Regions from separate parts of the Homo sapiens genome. Here region 1 is linked to region 2. A link is a loop called in an ENCODE intact Hi-C map of the cell type or tissue named here. Cell type or tissue: Caco-2. All regions are shown on one strand. Each heading gives the region's core, and the rest is flanking DNA. Links, peaks and the distances in the headings are about the cores only. Region 1 overlaps LOC101927026 (a long non-coding RNA gene). Region 2 overlaps LOC132205950 (a long non-coding RNA gene).

The links. A loop is a pair of places that touch in the nucleus more often than their neighbours do. Peaks named below come from ENCODE experiments on the same cell type or tissue, not always from the same donor. Only the 100,000 strongest peaks of a DNase experiment are listed, where the experiment ranks them.
Region 1: it touches region 2 in a loop (4-fold over the local background); 1 of 110 quality-filtered maps calls a loop at or near these places.

The regions. Positions count from the first base shown.
Region 1 is chr16:9,467,486-9,472,872 of GRCh38, forward strand. The region is part of intron 1 of LOC101927026 (a long non-coding RNA gene); the gene reads left to right. Among named protein-coding and RNA genes, the nearest start is that of LINC01195, 15 kb to the left of the region's middle. In Caco-2, for the core only: no CTCF peak of the experiment used is centred there; a DNase peak (open chromatin) is centred at 2,196.
Region 2 is chr16:9,543,685-9,549,071 of GRCh38, forward strand. All of the region lies in intron 1 of LOC132205950 (a long non-coding RNA gene), which reads left to right. Among named protein-coding and RNA genes, the nearest start is that of LINC01195, 91 kb to the left of the region's middle. In Caco-2, for the core only: no CTCF peak of the experiment used is centred there; a DNase peak (open chromatin) is centred at 2,287.

The DNA.
Region 1 (5,387 bases), core at 138-5,137, 76 kb before region 2:
AGCTGATTTTCTCTCCCTTTTTCCTGCTTTCTGTGTTTCAGCAACACTGTCCTTCTCTTTCTTGAGCACATACATCCTTTCCTGCCCTAGGACCTCTGCACTTGCTGTTCCGCTGATGCTTCCTGACCCTTCCTGGGATATTCTTTTATGTGATTTTTGTATGTCTGTCCTGGTCTCATCCTTCAGGTCTTGTTCAAGTGTTAATTGCTTCAGAAGATCTCCCTTCAGCATTAAAGCCACTGGTTTATTTGACAGATACTGTCTTATTAGTGCCATTATTATTTTCATTTTTATAAATGACAAAATTGAGGCTTGGAAAAGTGAAATAACCTGCCTAAGGACCCACAGCTAGTAAGTAGTACAGTTGCAATGGAATAGAAAGGCAAGTAACTGTGCTGTTGTTTTCTATGAGGCTTGCTTACTTATCAGGGGAATCTTCTTTTGGGAAGTCATTTTAGGTTCAGATTGATTCATGTTGCGTCTCTTTCTCTGACGCATACTCAGACCGTGTTTGATTACTGGTGTAAGCAAACTTCCCTGATCAGAATGCTAGCCTTCCTCTTTTCCTGTGGGCCAGCACCTTTATCATTTATCTTATTACAAACCCAATTGGAAACAGCTCATGCTGAGGAGAGACCAAAATTGCCAACACTAAACTTTTCTACTTTCCAAAGCAGTTTGTGAAATAAAAGGGGTAACAATTTTTCCCCCTCAGGCCAATTCAGTATAGTGATAAGAATAGGTCTCAACACCAGGCACAAACAATATTTCCCTGTCGGTGTGGGATCTACCCTTGTAGGACCCCCATTCATCTACACCCTCACCCAAGCCCAAGCACTTCTTATCCACTTCTTTCCCCTTCCTGCTGCTGAGATATGTCCCTGGTTGAGACCATCAATGCCAGATGTTGATGGACAAAATAGCCATGAAATGTTTTTTCTCTTTTCACTGAATTCCCTGGGGACTCCTGGACTTTTTCCATGGGAGGCCAGAGAAAGAGCATTGGATTGGAATCAGATAAAACCGGGTTCAAAGCTCAGAGCTCCTACTCATCAGGTAAAGGACTTTGGGTAAAGTAATTATCCCTTTCTGAGCCTCAGCTTTCTCATCTGTAAATTACTGGCCTTACTGAGTAGTTAAGAAAATTAAAAGAGATAATACATCTCAGATTGCTTGGTATACATCGTACTGAGTGGGAGGGTAGAATGATCGTCAAAGGTGCAAGGTTCCATTTTTACTAGTTAAGCTGGTTTACCATGGGGAAGGTACTTATTTTCTTAGCACGTTGGTTAAGCTCATCTAAAATATCAGGATAGTTACAGAACATTTGTCATTAGGCTTTTGTATAAATTACGTAAGTTAGTTCATGGAGAGTTCTCTTTAGCCATGGCTGGAATGTAGTTAGTGTTCAACCAATACTATTATTACAATTGATATCAACTTTCTTCAAAAATGTCAGCAAATGGGAATTTTTGGTTATTGTGCACTCTCTCAATCTTTCTAGGATTTTAAGCTCTGTCCACATTACTGGAATGGAAGGAGATATGAGTAATGGAGACTCATTCCTCTTCACCAACCCCTGGACCACTTCTCTTAGGAGCTCTTTTCTGTTAGGATGAGTATAGGCCCTAAAGTGGCCTACCCCACAGACCCTCTGGACATGCCCTGACATAATCAGATACCAGAAGAAGCACAGTGGGGGCTTTTGACCCACAATGCTACTGCTCAAAGCAACTTGGAATGAGAGGAAGTGGGTTCTTTATGAAGAGGACCGTCCTTCCCCCAAATCAAAATGCCAGAAATCATACCACTTCCAGCCTTGACAAAGCAGCTGGCTTTGGGTTAGCCTCCCTGCTTTAAAAAAGTATAAAACTAAACAAAATTTATGCTTCTAGTCACTGGGTAGTAAGCAGCCCAAGACTGTGATCCTGGAGTGTGGGAAACTCATGAAGTAAGACCCACATCAGTGTGGTATTGGCTGGGACAATCTTTGGATCACGGTGCAGAGAGTTGGAGCCTGGGTAGGAAGTAGCAGTGCTACTGATCTGATGAGGCAGAGATCAGAGATCAGGACTGCTGAAGTGGCTGGAAGCTATAAGGCAGGGCACTGGAAAGGAGGGAGCTGAACAGAGAAATCTCAGTAAGTCTCTGTAGGGATTCTAAAGGATTCCTTGGCTGAGGGATGCACATGTGCAGAGCAAAATTATGCAAGACTTACCAGTGAGTCACTGTCATGGGCTGACAGAAGATAATACTGCAGGTTAATGAGTACTAGGAGATGTGAGAGTTGTGGTCTACCCACAGTTGAGAAACCTTGTTAACATGTTGGTCATCCAGATGAGAAACCAGGAAAAATACTCCTATGATGTGGGAATATATTATAGAGCAAGGTCTTCTCTGGATCTTCTCTAACAAAGCTTAAAATCTAGCCTGGCAAAATCTGCAGAGACATCAACATTTGGAGTTTGAGGGGCTTAGGAAAAACCTTGGGGATTCTATAGATCTACTTTAACAAAGCATAATGCCAAGACTACACATGTTAAAGGTGATTCCTCAGTAACTGATCCTCCTTAGAGAATAAAAATCAACATTCTTTAGAGTGAAAGAACCCAGAGTCTCTATAATGTTCCTTTATTGATGTCCAGTATACACTAAAAAATCACTAGACATGCAAAGAGTCAGGAAAATGTTAACCATTCATTGTCAAGAACAAAAGTGAGTTTATAGAAATCAATACCAAGATGATGGATATTATGAAAAAGAATATAAAGCATCAACTTATTGGTTGATTTTTAAATTTATTTAAAATAAATTTTATTGTGTATATTTAACGTATACAATATAATGCTATGGGTAACATACAGATAATAAAATGGCTGTTATAGTGAAACAAATTAACATATCCATCATCTCACAAATTATCTTTTTTTTGTTTTTTGTTGCAAAAACAACTAAAATCTACTTATTTAGCAGAAATTCCAAATACAGTACAATTTTATTACCTATAGTCTTCATGTTGTACATTAGACCTTCAGACTTCTTAGTCCTATATATGTACTATCTCATATCAGCTGACTTACATTTCCTTATTTCTTCACTACTCCTTTTTCTTGTCCCTGGTAATCAATATTTTAATCTCTACCTCTATATATTTGACTTTAGAAAAAATAATTTTATAATATTTTTCTTTCTGTGCCTGGTTTATTTCACTTAGCATAATGTTCTTCAGGTTTATCCATGTTGTGCAAATGGCAGGCTCTCCTTGTTTTTAAAGCTAACTAGTATTTCATCATGAAATAAGTTTCTTTATCCATTTGTCCACTGATGGACATTTAGTTGTTTCATACTTGGCTATTATGAATATAAAGCATCTAATTAGATATATTCAAGAACTTAAAGGGAAATATGGCCCTTCTGGGTAAACAGATAAGGAATATCAACAAAAAATGGAAATTACATAAAAAACATGAAAATTATGAATTGAAAAGTATTGTAATTTAAATTAAAAATTCACTAAATGGATTTGATAACAGATTGGAAACCCATTTGTGATGAAAAACTCTTAGGAAATTGAAACAGAAGGGAACATCTTCTATTTGATAAGCAGCATCTATAAAAGCTGTACAGTTAACATACTGTTTAGTGAATGCTTTTGCCCCCACCCTCCACAATATTAGAAACAAGGCAAGAATATCTTACCACTATTAAATTTTTTGCTAGATGGGGGAACTAGTTAGTGCAACAAGGCATCAAAAGTAAGAACAAAGGTATGGAAATTTGAAAGGCATAGTAAAATTTTTCTCTATTTTCAGATGACATGATTGTCTACATAGAAAATTCTACATAAAATTCTAGACATAATAAATGAAATTAGCAAAGTCAAAAAATTCAAGGTCAATATAAAAATCACTTGTGTTTAAATTTGTTGATCATAAGGAACTAAAAAATGAAATTTAAATATCATTTAGAAGAAGATCAAAAATAAAATATTTAGGAATGAATTTAATGAAAGATATGCAAAACTTTAATAGTAAAACCAATTAACATTGCTAAGAGCAATTGAAAAGGAAAAAGAGGGGAGATTGAGAGAGATACCATGTTCTTGGATTGGCATATTCAATATGATTGTGGTAGGTAGACCTCTAATATGGCTTCCAATGATCAGCATCTCCTGGTATTCACGTCTTACGTAATCCTCTCCCTTTAGTATGTGCTGAGTCTAGTGACTTGCCTCTAATGAATAGAATATGGCAAAGATGATAGAATGATTCTTCTGAGATTAGGTTCTAGAAGACTGACTACTGTCTTCTTCTAACTCTCTCTTGCTTACTTTGATGAGGCCAGCTGCCATGGTGTAAGCTTCCTTATGGAAGGATCCACATAGCAAGGATTTGAGGGTAGCCTCCAGCTCACAACCAATAAGGGTGAGACTGTCAGTTCAACAACCTGTGAGGAACTAAATCCTGCCAATAACCACTGAGTGAGCTTGGAAATGGATCCAGTCAAACCCTCAGATGACTGCAGTCTAGGCCACCTAATTGCATCCTTGAGTGAGACCCTGAGCTGGAAGACCTAGCTAAGTCATGTCCATGTTACTGACCCACAGATAATCTTCTGAGATACTAAATGCTGTCATTTTGTGTTTGGAGATTTTTTTTTATGTAGCAGTAGATAACTAATAACATTGTTATTGTATTGTTCTCTCCAAACTTACCTATAGTCATAATCCCAGTCAAAACCCAAGCAGGCTTTGTAGAGTACAAAAGATGTAGAATAGCCAAAACCATTTGAAAAACAAGAGAGAAATTAGGGAAACTGCACTACTCAATTTCAAAGCTACCATATCAAGACTGTAAAAGTTTTGAAATAAAGCTACAGTATCAAGACAGTGTAGTATCGGTGTAAAGACAGAGTCTAGAAATAACCCACACATATGATCAACTCATTTTAGACAAAGACTTTAAGAATTCACTTGGATAAATGGGGTGTTTTTTTAACAAATGGTGATAGAAAAAGAGGATATTTAGAGAGGAAAATGTGAGCCTTGGTCTCTGCTTTACACTATACACGAAATTTCATTTACAATGTATCACAGACCTAAATATAAATGCTTAAATCTGTAAGAAGAAAACATAGGAGAAAAATCTTATGATTAAGACTTATGACATAAGACTTACATCTTATGACTTCAGACTTATGACATGAGACTTATGCCTTATGACTTAAGATGTCTAAAATTAAAAAGAATGACTATGTCAAGTGTTGTTGAGGGTATGAAACAACAGGAACTTTCTAATGGTACGACCACTTTGGAAAAGAGTATGTCAGTGAAAACGTTAAATACACACTCATAAGTTAAATACACACTCATAAGACTCAGCAGTTCT
Region 2 (5,387 bases), core at 230-5,229:
GGTCAGGTTTCAGCTTGTGTTGCATCCTCAGAGAGGTTCTTCTGACCTCTCTGCCTTTACATGTCCTCTCCCTGTGTCCTTTTTGATTTTTCCAAGCATCAGCAAACTTTCAGCAAAGGGCCAGAGTAAATACTTCAGGCTTTATGAGGCACCAAAAGTCCCTATTACATATTATCCTGTTTGTTTACAACCCTTTAAAAATGTAAAAAAATCGTTATTAGTTTGTGATTTACTGACTCTTGATTTAGACTATCTCAGTGTCTGATTTATATTCTACTCAGCACTGCCCATCTAAGATTAGTTTTGCAAAGCCTTACTATACGTTTACTGCCCGCCTTCCCCTCTAGATTGTGGGCTCCATGAGGACAGGTGTTTTTTTCTGGATCACATCCAAGCCTTGATCTAGTGTCTGCCCTGCAGTAGATGCCTAACACGTACTAATTAATAAAGGAATAAATGAGGGAAATTCATCAGCCTTTTTCCTCGACACCGCCAGGAAGTTTCAGCCTGGCATGGCTTGGAGTGACCAGAAATCTCTGTGCCCTCTCTTTTGCCCACTTGCCTCTGTGCTAAGGGGGTTAGAATACTTCTGTTCAACAAACAGACTGCCAGCATTTGGACCCCCATCAAGTTGCTCACTTCTACAAATACAGGTAGAAGTGGGAAAGATGAGAGTCAGCACTGCCCCACGTGGCACATCAGTTTAGGACTTTTAGATGCCATTGACAAATGCCCAAATAACTTGCAACCTCCATTCATTAGGAAACCAACAGTCAACTCATTGGCCTCCCAGTTGGCCTTCTTTTTTTCTTTTTGAGACGGAGTCTCGCTCTGTCGCCAGGCTGGAGTGCAGTGGCACGATCTTGGCTCACTGCAACCTCCGCCTCCACAGTTCAAGCCATTCTCCTGTCTCAGCCTCCTGAGTAGCTGGGACTACAGGCACATGCCATCATGCCCAGCTAATTTTTGTATTTTTAGTAGAGACGGGGTTTCACTATGTTGGCCAGGATGGTCTTGATCTGTTGACCTCGTGATCTACCTGCCTCGGCCTCCCAAAGTGCTGGGATTACAGGCATGAGCCATCATGCCCGACCCCCAGTTGGCCTTCTTAGAATGGGCACCACTAGGTACCAGACCCCAGCTCTGCCACAAATACGGGAAAATTCAAGCATGGTAACTGGCCACGGTCCAATGTTGTTTGTGATGATGATGATCACGATAATGATGATGATGGTAATGATGGTGATGACTTTTTTCCTTTGGAAATGAACATAGCTTTATTGTTTCTTTTCTATTACACAGATAATTTGCAGAAATTTTAGAAACTTCAAATAATACAAGGAAGATTAAAACAACAAAAAACCCCTCAACTCATCCAAATTCCCATCAGCCCTAAATAGCCATTTAACCACGTTCTATTTTAAAGAGCATCTTTCCAGATATCTTTCCAGTGCTTAAAGAAACACACATCTATATAATTTACATAAGTGGGATTACAAGATACCGAATGTTCCACACTTTGCCTTTTTGCTCAGATGATGGTGATTTTAATGAACAAGTAAAGCAGAATCAGCATAGGAGAAATACGTCCTCTATCACAGTGACACATGCAAGCTTGGGGGTCTCTGCCTAAATGTAAAAGCTAACCCCAGGGGACCCAAGAGAGAAGTAAATGATCTGTGCTAATTCTCAGGACCTTACTCATAGGACTATTGGACCAGAGTTCTTCCAACCAAATACCTGTGCCTCAAACAAACGTGCTCCCTGCTGCCTTCTTTCTGTGACCATTCAAGCCCAAATACTACTTATGTACGGCATACGTGCTGATCATTTTCTTATCCGGAAAAATAGCTTCCAGAATTACTGCAGGCCATCAAAGTCTGGAATCAGAGATTAAAATGTGGAGGTAATTGGTGTCTGGGTATCTCAGGTGGAGCGTCCGTGTATTGCATCATTTCAAAGTTTAAATAGCAAAGGTCAAAAATGATATGAGGGAGGAATGTTTATTTAGGTCAGTTCTTGGATTTTTCTATCTGGTGGAATTCCTCTCTGCACTCTGATTACCTCACATCTGAAAAAAAATAAATTTGAAAGTCCTGATTGTACTTCAGGGAAGAGGCACTTTTACTGTCTCAGGGAGGTCAGCTGATGTAAAAATTTGAATAGCTAATATTTATTGCCACTTCTCAGGCATCAGGCACTTGGAATGCATTTTGTATCTCCTACCTAGGACATCCTTGGTGGCAGGTGATCTCAGTATCCACATTGCGTAGGTGAGGGGGCTGAGCTTAGAGCAGGCAGGTAATTTTCCCAGGTCACCCAGCTAGCAAGAGGCAAAGTCAGGAATCTGGATCTAGCCCTGTCTGAGTCAGAGCTGCCCTCCTAACTGCCATGTTGACACAGTGTAGGTGCACTATAAACACATTTTCCTTTCTCTTACCCTTACAATAGGGGGCCTTTGATAAGGGAAAGCCTCATGTCCTCATGTCTGATTTTTTCTATCCCGAGCATTTATTTATTCACGCATTCATTTAATAAATATTTCTTGCCCTCCTTCTCTGCACCAGACATTGTCCTAGGTACTGTGCATACAGCAGCAGACCAAACAAAGCCACTTCCCTCTCTTGCTTCATGGCGCTTACTTTGCAGTGTGGAAGGTAGGTTATTTGAAAACACAAACAAACAAACAAAAAACAGAGATAAATATGTGCTATGTCAGGGGTCACAGGGGAAAAGTAAAGCAGAGTATGGAAGGTAGAGAGGGACATGGGTGTGTCCTACAGGGTGGTCAGGGAAGAATTTTGGAAGAGATGGTAGTTGAGTAGGAGCCTGAAAGAGATGTGAAGGTGAAGCCTGCAGGTATTTGAAGAAAGAGCATTCCAGGGAAGGGCACGTGCAAAGGCCCTGGGGCAGGAGCATGCCTGAGGGCCAGAGAGAGTGCAGAGGGAAAAGAGAGGATTAGAGAGAGAAGATGAGCTGGAAGAGAAAATAGGAGGTGTTGATCAGATCACATGGGGCTTTGTAGGCCATTGTGAAGGATGTGGGATTTACCTTGAGTGAGCTGAGGTTTGAGCAGATGAGTGCTCTGACCCGACTACATCTTAACAGAACCGTTCTGACACTCATGTGAGGGGGCAGATAGGTGGGGAGCGAGGATGGATGCAGACAGGCTGATCAGGAGGCCATTGTGATAATCTAGGTGAGAGACCACGGGGTCTTGGGGCAAAGTATGAGCACTGAAGGTGGCTAGAAGTGATTGGATCCTCTGCACTTTGAAAAAAGAGTGCATGGTTTTTTATTTTTATTTTTTTTTATAAATTGGATGTGCAGAGAGAAAGAAACAAGAACAATACATTCCATAACAGTTATGCCACTCTTCAGTATCAATGTGAAAATAATAAAAGAGCAGCTTGATGTCTTCAATCATGTTACCTATGCACTATGACCTGTCTCCTCCCAGGCAGAACAAATAGTGCAGACTCAAATCCACCCAACCGTCTGTGTTCCCTGGACAAGTAACTTTACCTCTCAGAGCCATTTATTCATCTACTGAGTAGGAGTATTAATATCAACAGTGCCTCCGTCAGAGCGTCTTAGCGTGCGATGACCCCCGTGCGTGGCTTGGAGACATGCATATGGAGGGTGGGGACTAGGTGTTAGTCCTTATTTCTCTTAGGAGTCACATAGGCCTTTGTTTTAGTCATGAGATTAGGGCCCTTCTTTTGAGGTTGCTGCAACCCTGGGGAGAGTGATTATCTAGCACTGTGGCTAAGGTCAGAAACTCAGGAATCAGTTACAAGGAAACCATAGTCAAGATGGCTCCATCACTTGGTCAAGGCATTCGGTCCCTTCGTGGAGCATGGTGGCTCATGTCTGTAGTCCCAGCTACTCAGGAGGCTGAGGTGGGAGGATTGCTTGAGCCCAGGAATTCCAGGCTTCAGTGAGCTAGGATGGTGCCACTGTACTCCAGCCTGGGCAATAGAGCAAGACCCTGTCTATAAATCAAAAAGGGATTCAGGCCCTCTATGCCTCAGTTTGCTCACCTAGGAAATGGGGAGAGTAAACTCTCCCTTGCAGGGTGGCTGGGAGGATTAAATGAGGGGATAGAGGAACAATGAGCAGAGAACAGCTCCTCAATTACTCCTGCTTCCGTTCTCTTTCTTCCAAGTCTCTGTTCTCGGTCACCAAATACCTGCATTGGGATTTGTCTTCACATTTCACGTCCGCTCTGGGTTATGGAAAATTATGCTTCTGTCCTGTAGCATACAGACCTGCAGCTAGGTCTGGGGCTGGGGATTTAATGTCTTTGCAAATTGTCTGATTCTGACATTTACTGTTCTCCGCTTGTCCTGGGCTGGAATCTGCAAGATGAGGCAGCTCTAGGCTTTGTTCTGAGCAGAGGCAGTACACGCCCCAGTCTGTTTGTGAGGCATAAATGAGAGGTGGAATTAGACTTTATTGTTATTATTAAGTCATATAAGTATCAGTAGTGATTTCCATCACTACCTCTCATCTGGGATGCTGCCCCTGCTGTCCCAGGTCCATGCTCACTCCTTTCAACCTTTTCTCCATGTGGCTTCCAGAGGCCAGAGGGATCATTTAAAATGCCCTATCACATCATAGTTGTCTTAAAACATTCTCCTTCCGCCTCACACTAGTCTAGCCACACTGGCCTGCCATTTGCAACTTGACTTTCCATCCTTTCTTCTGCCAAAGGGCCTTTCCACATGCTATTCTGTTTCCTGGTTGGGGGGTGGTGGGGTGCATTGGTGCATATAGGGTTACATAACAAGGTAAAATCAATAAGGTACAGTTGGAGTATTTAGAGGCCCAGCGCTCTGAAAATATCAATCACACTGCTGCCATATGCAATTTAGAACAAAATAACAGTAAGCAGTAACATATAATTTTGTTTTTCAAAATACACACATTTATATAGTTGTGCTGAAATACATTTATTCTTGTTTGCTTGCTCTTGCTTTCTCCTTTCAGATGTTCTTATTAATTCTCTTTTAGGCTCAGTCTCTCTGGGGCTCTGCTTTACTGATACCCTAAACTGTACTTAATTTCCCAATTGAGAATTCCAGAAACTGGAGTCAAGAATGGGAGTTTTTTGCTTGTTTGTTTTTTTGAGACGGAGTTTCCCTCTCGTTGCCAAGGCTGGAGTGCAGTGGTGCAATCTCGGCTCACTGCAACCTCTGCCTTCTGGGTTCAAGAGATTCTCCTGCCTCAGCCTCCCAAGTAGCTGGGATTACAGGTGCCCACCACCATTCCTGGCTAATTTTTTTTATTTTTTATTTTTTATTTTTAGTAGAGATGGGGTTTTACCATATTGGCCAGGTTGGTCTCGAACTCCTGACCTCAGGTCATCCACCTGCCTCAGCCTC